Linked DNA regions of Homo sapiens: region 1 is linked to region 2. A link is an interaction called in ENCODE POLR2A ChIA-PET data of the cell type or tissue named here. Cell type or tissue: CD4-positive, alpha-beta T cell. All regions are shown on one strand. Links, peaks and the distances in the headings refer to the core of each region. The heading gives the core; the rest is flanking DNA.

Region 1 (4,386 bases), core at 143-4,142, 110 kb before region 2:
TTAGGCCAGATTTAGGAGAGGAGAAAATAGACCCCACCTCTTGATGAGACAAGCATTTGCAAAGGGCTGGTGAGATGGGAGGGAGAGCTGTGGTTGACTCTGCAAACAACCTGCTACCGTGGATGACCAGGGCAGAGCTGAACAGCCAGAATGACCAGTGACCACCAGAAGAGAGCAGGAGGAGGCAGCAGCGGGAGGCCTTCCCCGAGGGGGCACCTTCTGCCCACAGACCCCCTGGCAAATCTCAGCCAGCGATGCCCCCAGACAGCGTTTGTGTCAAACCCAGGAGTGCCCCTGGGACCAATACTCCGAGGCAATCTTTGATTTCAGGGCAGGAGGGGCTGGGATTATGTACCTCCCGTGCTAAATTGAGTCATGAAACTTTTATTAAGGGATATAGTTTGTCAACGCCAAGAAAACAAGGCAATTCTGGGCAGGCTCATTAAGAGCAAACCCTTCTTCACCAGCACGGCCGCCGATTCTGATGGAATTGTGAAATGAGAGGGGCAGACAGAGGGATTTGCAGAGTGGGCTGGCTGGGCCACTGCGTGCATGCAGAGTGCTTTCCAAGGCCCTTAAGAATGCAGGCATGGGCGGGGTGCGGTGGCTCACACCTGTAATCCCAGCACTTTGGGAGGCCGAGGCGAGCGGATCACTTGAGGTCAGGAGTCCGAGGCCAGCCTGGCCAATAAGGCAAAACCCTGTCTCTACTAAAAATACAAAAATTAGCTGGGCGTGGTGGTGGGCGCCTGTAATCCCAGCTACTCAGGAGGCTGACGCAGGGGAATTGCTTGAATCCAGGAGGCAGAGGTTGTAGTGACTTGAGATGGCGCCACTGCACTCCAGCCTGGGCAACAGAGGGAGACTCTGGCTCAAAAAAAAAAAAAAAAAGAATGCAGGCATGGCAGCAACATCACTTCCCAAAGTTTCTTCACAAAAAAAGCCACATTTTTCGAAAACACGAGTGACAGCCACTTCCATCAGACATGGGTGTATGCACCCACCCACTTCTCTATCAACCAAGAAGGAAGGTCCCGCATGGCTTTGTCCCTCCAAGAACCTGGATATGCCCTTCCTAGCACCCCTGTGACTGAAGGTGACAGGGAACACCAGCCCTTTGTGCTGGTAGCCAGCAAGGTCTACCAGACGGCATGGCTTGGCTGGGCAGGGCTGGACCAGATGGTTGGGTAAGTGGGGGTGGAGTAGCGGTGGGGTGGGAGAGACATGGTCTAGCAGCCAGATGGTTAAAACCAATTTATTTCCTGGGTGCAGGGTGTGGGGTGTTGGATATGGAAGGGAGTCCTGAGGTGTATAGTAGTGATCAAATCACAACCATAATCGTAACAATCATAATATTGCCACTGTTCTCAAATAAAGGAGCAAGTTGTAATGTTAATATCTTCTTCAGGCCGGGCACGGTGGCTCACACCTGTAATCCCAGCACTTTGGGAGGCCGAGGTGGGTGGATCACTTGAGGTCAAGCATTTGAGATCAGCCTGGCCAACATGGCGAAACCTTGTCTCTACTAAAAATACAAAAATTAGCTGGGTGTGGTGGCACGCGCCTGTAATCCCAGCTACTCCAGAGGCTGAAGCTCAAGAATCACTTGAACCCGGGAGTAGGAGGTTGCAGTGAGCCAAGATCGCGCCATTGCACTCCAGCCTGGGAGACAGAGTAAGACTCCATCTCAAAAAAAAAAAAAAACTTATTTAGTAGTACTACGCCATACGAATTATAATATGGTGACCATATCCATTTTCTGAACACCACAGTTTTCAAAAAAGCTAGCGAGTAGTAGTTTTGTTTTTTTATAAAGACAGGGTCTCACTCTTACAAAGCCCAGCCCAAGCTAGAGTGCAGTGGTGTAATCACAGCTCACTGCAGCCTCAACCTCCCGGGATCAAGTGATCCTCCCGAGCCTCAGTCTCCCAAGTAGCTGGGACTACAGGCGTCCACCACCAAGCCCAGCTAATTTTTTTATGTTTTGCAGAGACAAGGTCCCGCTATGTTTCCCTGGCTGGTCTCAAACTCCTGGGCTCAAGTGATCCTTCCACCTCGGCCTCCCAAAGTGCTGGGATTATAGGCATGAGTCCCCAAGCCTGGCTGATAGTAGCAGTTTCTGAATCTTGTCTGGGGCCCAAATCTGGCTGAAGAGAGACCCTCTGATCCTCTCCCCCTTCACTCAGTGAATGAGGTCACAAAGAGCCACCACCTGGAAGGCAGCTGTGAGGTCACCCACACCCAGTTTGGCATCTCTGAGCTGTGTGCTGTTGGTAAGGTAACCTAGCCTCTCGGAGCTCTCTGTAAGAAGGCATTCCAATATCCACTCAACATGCAGAAAACTCCTGGCATGACTTTGTATTATTATTATTTGAGCCAAGATTTTAAATCAGGAGATTTCATACAAACAACTGAATTCTGCAGCTTCTCAAGAACAATCTAGAAATCTGCTGGCATGGAGCCTGCATTCCCACCTGGCAGGATTGGCTGAAACTGAATAATTGCCTTTTTTTTTTTTTTTTTTAGACAGCATCCTGCTCTTTCACCAAGGCTGGAGTCCAGTGGTGTCATCACAGCTCACTGCAGCCTCAACCTCCTGGGCTCAAGCGATCCTCCTGCCTCAGCCTCCCGAGTGGCTGGAATGGCAGATACTTGTTACTGTGCCCAGCTAATTAAAAAAATAATTTTTATTTTATTTACTTTTTTTTTTTTAAGAAATGGGGTCTCACTACATCACCCAAGCTGGTCTTGAACTCCTGGCTTAATGATCCTCCCACTTCAGCCTCCCAAAATGCTGGGATAACCAGCATGGGCCACAGTGCCAAGACTGAGTAACTGCTTTAAATAGGAGGCGGTCTCCCCTCTTTGCCAGAGCCCCCATCATGCCCTGTTGTCTTACATCAGACCTCCTTTGCTTATCTGCATTCCTGGCCTAATCCTAGAAGTCACTGGAGTTTTCCAGCCCTGGGTTAGGGTTTCAGCTCCAATGTGCTCTAGATCTCCACCCAGACCCCAATCCCAGGACCCATCCTCACTGAGCCTACAGCTGAACACATGCAGTGTGGTCAGGAAGTGGCCAGTGCCTTCCCGTGTCTCCTCTGTCACTTCAGCACCATGGCGTCGACCAGCACTGAAGGCCTGGGAACAACCTCCCCAGCCAGGCACCTGGGTGACCTCTTGGCCCTGCCCTCTGTCGCTGAAGATCTTGGGGTGAGACAGCTGCCTCCAGCAGTTTACACCAACCCTACTTTAATTCTCAGGGATTTTTGTTGCAAGGGGCTTCATCACAGTCTCTGGGCTACTTGACCGGAGCATCCAGCTGTCACCTCTAATGTCCCTTCAATCCTTCAACAAATACGGAGCATCTGCTAGACCAGGCAGCAAACTATAGCCCCCGGGCCAAACCCCACCACCACCTGCCTTTGTCTGACCTACACGCTAAGAATGAGTTTTACATTTTTAAATGGTTGAAAAAAGTCAAAATAAGAATCACATTGGCCGGGTGAGGTGGCTCACGCCTGTAATCCCAGCACTTTGGAAGGCCAAGGTGGGCAGATCACTTGAGGTCAGGAGTTCAAGACCAGCCTGGCCAACATGGTGAAACTCCGTCTCTACAAAAAAAATACCAAAATTAGCAAGGCATGGTGGAGCCCCACCCTGTAGTCTCAGCTACTCAGGAGGCTGAGGCAGGAGAATCCCTTGAACCCAGGAGGCAAAGGTTGCAGTGAGCGGAGATCACCCCACTGCACTTTAGCCTGGGGGACAGAGCGAAACTGTCTCAAAAAAATAAATAAATCAAAAGAATCATATGTATTGACACATGAAAATTATATGAAATTGAAATTTTGGTGTCCATAAATAAAGTTTTTGTTTTGTTTTGTTTTGTTTTTTGAGACGCAGTCTGGTTGTGTCGCCCAGGCTGTAGTGCAGTGGCTCGATCTCGGCTCACTGCAAGCTCTGCCTCCTGGGTTCACGCCATTCTTCTGCCTCAGCCTACCGAGTAGCTGGGACTACAGGCACCTGCCACCACGCCCGGCTAATATTTTGTATTTTTAATAGAGACGGAGTTTCGCCGTGTTAGCAAGGATGGTGGTCTCCATCTCCTGACCTCGTGATCCACCCGCCTCGGCCTCCCAAAGTGCTGGGATTACAGGCATGAGCCACCGCGCCCGGCCCATAAATAAGGTTTTATCGGAACACAGCCACACCCATTTGTTAGTGTTCTCCGTGGCTGCAGTTCATGCTCCGGTGGCAGAGTTGAGCATTCGAGACAGAGACAACGGCCTGCAAAGCCTCAGATATTTTCTATCTGTCTCTTTTCAGAGAATGTTCGCTGCTGCCGGCTCTGCTACATTCCAGTCCCTGCCTGGGTGTTGGCCACACAGG
Region 2 (4,386 bases), core at 253-4,252:
CCCTCTACCTTGCCCCTGGCTGCTCCCAGCTAGCTAGGCATATGGGAAAGAGAAATGGAGAAAAGGATACAATAGGAAAGAATTATTCTCTCAGGTGCCAGGTTTATTTTCACCACAGTTACACAGCCTAGACATTAAAATGTTTGCATCTACTGGTTGGGCAACAAACCATATCCACTAGGAGCTAAAATACATATATTTTATATACTTATTTATATTCCAGTCAGAAGGCTTAATTAAACAGCCAAAAAAAGTAAATGATAAAAATAGTTATTCTGCAGAAACTGTCTAAAGTAAGTAATACAGCCAAGAGTAGGCTCTGTCTTCACAGTCCCATCTGCTTCCCTTTCCCAGGTACATATCCCAGGAGGATGGATGTTTATATCTGCATGCCTAGTATTAAACTCAAAAGATACTTACTGGGCACATTAACACAAGGCAAGCTACCAAGAAATGCTAAAACACGATCACAGAATCTTAAGACAGAAGTAAACAAACCCCAGAGCACAGCAAGTCCAATCTTGTTCTACAATGAGGAAAATGAAGCTGAGAGAGAGCATCCTCCCAAAGTCAGCTAGCTGTGGGTCAAGTGAAGACAGGGGCAGGCCACCAGAGCTCTTGCCCAGTGACAGCTCCTACACCCCTTGAGGAAGCACAGAGGAGTTCTGCTCCAAGGGTTTTAAGGATGATGAATGAGCTGGCTTTACCTGGCATTGGATGACATCAGGTAATGAATGAGTATGAAACTGACGAACCACTATAAAAGCATGCTGCAAATCTAACATGATGATTAACGCTACTGCTCAGGTGAGTAATTTCATTTCAGCTGCTATTACCACCTGTGCTATTTAAGAGCAAGTCTCTTGTAAAACCACCTTCATCCTGAATTATTCCCAGGTAGACTTGGCATTTTAAATAAGTTAACATAATGGCTGGGCGCGGTGGCTCACGCCTGTAATCCCAGCACTGTGGGAGGCTGAGGCAGGCAGATCACCTGAGGTCAGGAGTTCGAGACCAGCCTGGCCAACATGGTGAAACCCCATCTCTAATAAAAATACAAAAATTAGCCAGGAGTGGTGGTGGCGGACACCTGTAATCCCAGCTACTCAGGAGGCTGAGGCAGGAGAATCACTTGAACCCAGGTGGCAGAGACTGCAGTGAGCAGAGATCGGGCCACTGCACTCCAGCCTGGGTGACAGAGCAAGACTCCGTCTCAAAAAAAAAAAAAAAAAAAAAAGTTATAATATTATTTGACTTTGGTAAAAATCTCTAGACCACATTACTACTGGGAACTGGGGTAGCATAATCATCCCCTCCAGGTTCCACTCGGTTGCTATAAAGTCTCAAGAAACCAAGAGCAAACCAAAGTCTACCATCCTCTTTGTCAATGGCAAAGCTGCAATGCCTCGCCCTTCCCATTTCTAGTTGGCCTTGCCACCCGCCTCCAGACCTAGGGACAAAGAATGGTGCTAGCCACAAAAGGAAGGTAGGACACAGCTAAGGACAGGCTTCTCTTAAGGGTAAGCAGGGGAGAGAGTTCAAGCACAAAGCCAGGCAGTGTTCTGATGCAGTGACCTCACACTGGGTAGATGTGGACCAATGGAGTGAGGCTCTCCCTGGTGTACCAATCAGATAAATCACTCCTATGGAAAGGAAGAAATGAGAGGGTGGAGACAGGACCAGAAGAATGTGCCCCAATACTGCTCCCACCTGGTGTGCAGTCAAAACCCCCCTGAATGTAGGCTAAAGCAAGAATGAGGGGACACAGGAAGGTTACCCTCTACATAAGCAATGAGAAAACTAACAGGTTTGTTTTCTCTAATGGGAAACAGTGCTGCCACTGAGGGGTACAGGGCCAAGCATGGCAGGCAGAGAAAGTACCAGATTAGAGCCAGTCCTGGCTCTACTGAGTCTAGTCTGTGGCACTGTGGGCAAACCCCGCAAGCTCCTGGAGCATTCTTCATCTGTATTGGCTGATACAGTCATCTCTCCCTCACTGTAAGTTCTTCTTACGTAAACTCCATGTGTGGGTCTCCTTTTATAAAGGCAAAGTCCCCCTAAGTTGCCACCAGCTTGTCCCTCTGAATACACCTAGTGCCACCTTTATACTTTTTTAAAATTCATGTTCAGTCACGTTCCTCAAAGGCTCTCAAAATATCACTGCCAATTGCCAAAGGGTCCTTAAGTATCCCTGCAAATATAGATAATGTTGCCGGGGTGGCAGCTGCTGGGGGATCTCTGAGGGCACTGCATTACGCAGGAAGTGTGGGGGCGCTGCACAAGCAGAGATCTGTGTCGGGAGGAAGTGACTCTTCATGGCCAATAGGTTCTCAATGCTCCTCCCATCCCCGCAGATCATTACTAGCCACAAAGGGAGAAGACGCTGCAAAGCAACTCTCTAACCAGGGACTTTCATGTGCCCGGGTTCCACTAATAAACTAAAACTTGTACAATATAAAAAACTATATTGTAATACTGGAACTATACACAGTTCCATCCCTCCACCCCACTGGCGAGGCACTGGATTAGAAAGGCAAAACAGTGGTAGTGGTGACTGTGGTGGCAGTGAGCAGCAAGAAAGCAGATGGCGCCTTTCTGGAGGGAGTCGGTGCACAGGTGAAATGAAACAGGTACTCGGCCAATAACCTTGGCCTTGCTCACATCCCTGGAGAGAGAAGATGATAACTCTACATGGGGTTTTCCATGAGCCTTCAATCCCCGCACAGCAAGCACGCATCACCCGTCCCACGATTCTCAACCAATTTTGCTAGAAGTGACTCAGTCCGTCTCTCAGCTCTGCCCCTTCTACAGGCACCAGCCCAAAGCCAAGACTGACCAGAAATCCAACACCCTTCTTCTTCCTGGGCCCTTCCACCCCCAACAGGTGGCTGGGTACGCTTGTCCTGGGAAGGCCTTAGCATGAACTGAAGGGTGTGGGCTGTGGAATCAGGGCAGGTCGCATCTAATGATGACTTCCTGATTACTTATCTGCTTGCCCCTGAGCAAATTACCTAACCTCTCGGAGCTCAAGTTTCTTCACTTGCAAAATGAACTTTCAACAGTACTCCCCCTCACCAAGTAGCTATGGGAATGACATCAATGGATGTAAATCCCTTAGCACCCTCATCCATAAATGAGCAAAACTATTTCACTAGATATTTCACTGGTGAGTCAATGAGCTTAAAAAAAAAGGAACAAAATAAAAATCCTACATAAAAAATTAGCTAAATGCTCAAAAACATCCCAAGAATGCCAAATGCCTTTTCACTTTCATTTTTATATACAAATCACCTCTCACTGCTGCAAACGAAGAATGTAAGAATGAAAACGTGTCCCACAGGCCTCCATCTGTGTTCAGGACAGTAAGAGTTTGGGACTAGACTCATGATTCTAGCAGCAAACACTTTTTTTCTTTTTAAAGAAAGAAATATTGCATAGAACCCCACCATATAAAGCAGACTAAATGAGAAACTGCTTAATTAATAAGGGTAGAGGAGGGGGTCTCAAATGCCTGTCTGTACTCCCAAACCTAGTGTCTGTGACACCTCCAAGAATCCCTATGGGCCTACAGAGCACCAGAAAAGCCCTGCACTAAAGCCCTTCCCAGCTTTGTGATTCTGGTTCTAACAAGTCTAGAAAGTTTTTCGGGGGTAAAAAAAGATTGCTAAAAAGACTGGTCGTACATTCTCTCTCAAGTATCTTTCACCTGCAAGCCCCATCACCACTGCCGCCCAGGGTCTTTGCTACCTGACCACCAGGGGTGATTAAACCATTTCATCACCTGGCCCTAACCTAGCTGACTTACTGTCCCCACCTCACCATCCACAGCCACCCACCCACCCTCTGCCTCAGCCAAACCCAAACTCACCCTTTTCTCTCCACATAACAGTTCCATGTCTTCACACACACCATTTCCTCTATCTAGAATGCTCCTGACTCCTCGAAAAGGTCCCCAACTCTGTGAAGCCTAATGCAGTTCCCCCTTCCCCACCCTCAGAGCTCCTCACTCCTTGTGGGCTTCAACATGACACCGACCATAATGAACTGAAATTACATCTTTCACTCTCATACAGGGATGGCAAGACAACTGGTGCCACCTCAGTGGGGGCCAAGACAAGTCAGCAATATTTATCAAATTTCAAACACAAAGACAACCTCACCCAGCAATACACTTTTGGTGATTTTTCCTCCAAAGCTTAGGTGTAAAGGATCTTCATGTCAATGCCGTTTGTAAAACAAAAGAATGGGGACAACTTAAATTTCCATCAAGGCAGGATTGGTTAAATAAGGTACATCCACACTGTAGAACACCTACTAACTATGAAAAATAGTGAATAAGCTCTATACATATATGTATATGGAACCATGAAAACTACTCACCTAAAA

What was found. ChIA-PET counts read pairs that join two places held together with the same protein. Peaks named below come from ENCODE experiments on the same cell type or tissue, not always from the same donor. Only the 100,000 strongest peaks of a DNase experiment are listed, where the experiment ranks them.
Region 1: POLR2A ChIA-PET joins it to region 2 with 5 read pairs; 8 of 35 experiments call an interaction of 5 or more read pairs at or near these places.

Annotation. Positions count from the first base shown.
Region 1 is chr16:28,078,458-28,082,843 of GRCh38, forward strand. No RefSeq gene overlaps it. Among named protein-coding and RNA genes, the nearest start is that of GSG1L, 17 kb to the left of the region's middle. In CD4-positive, alpha-beta T cell, for the core only: no CTCF peak of the experiment used is centred there; no DNase peak of the experiment used is centred there.
Region 2 is chr16:28,191,048-28,195,433 of GRCh38, forward strand. The region is part of intron 1 of XPO6 (exportin 6); the gene reads right to left. Among named protein-coding and RNA genes, the nearest start is that of XPO6, 19 kb to the right of the region's middle. RefSeq lists a silencer at 1,076-1,248 and an enhancer at 2,503-2,732. In CD4-positive, alpha-beta T cell, for the core only: a CTCF peak has its summit at 2,282; DNase peaks (open chromatin) are centred at 1,934, 2,304 and 2,724; H3K4me3 peaks cover 1,461 bases; H3K27ac peaks cover 3,679 bases.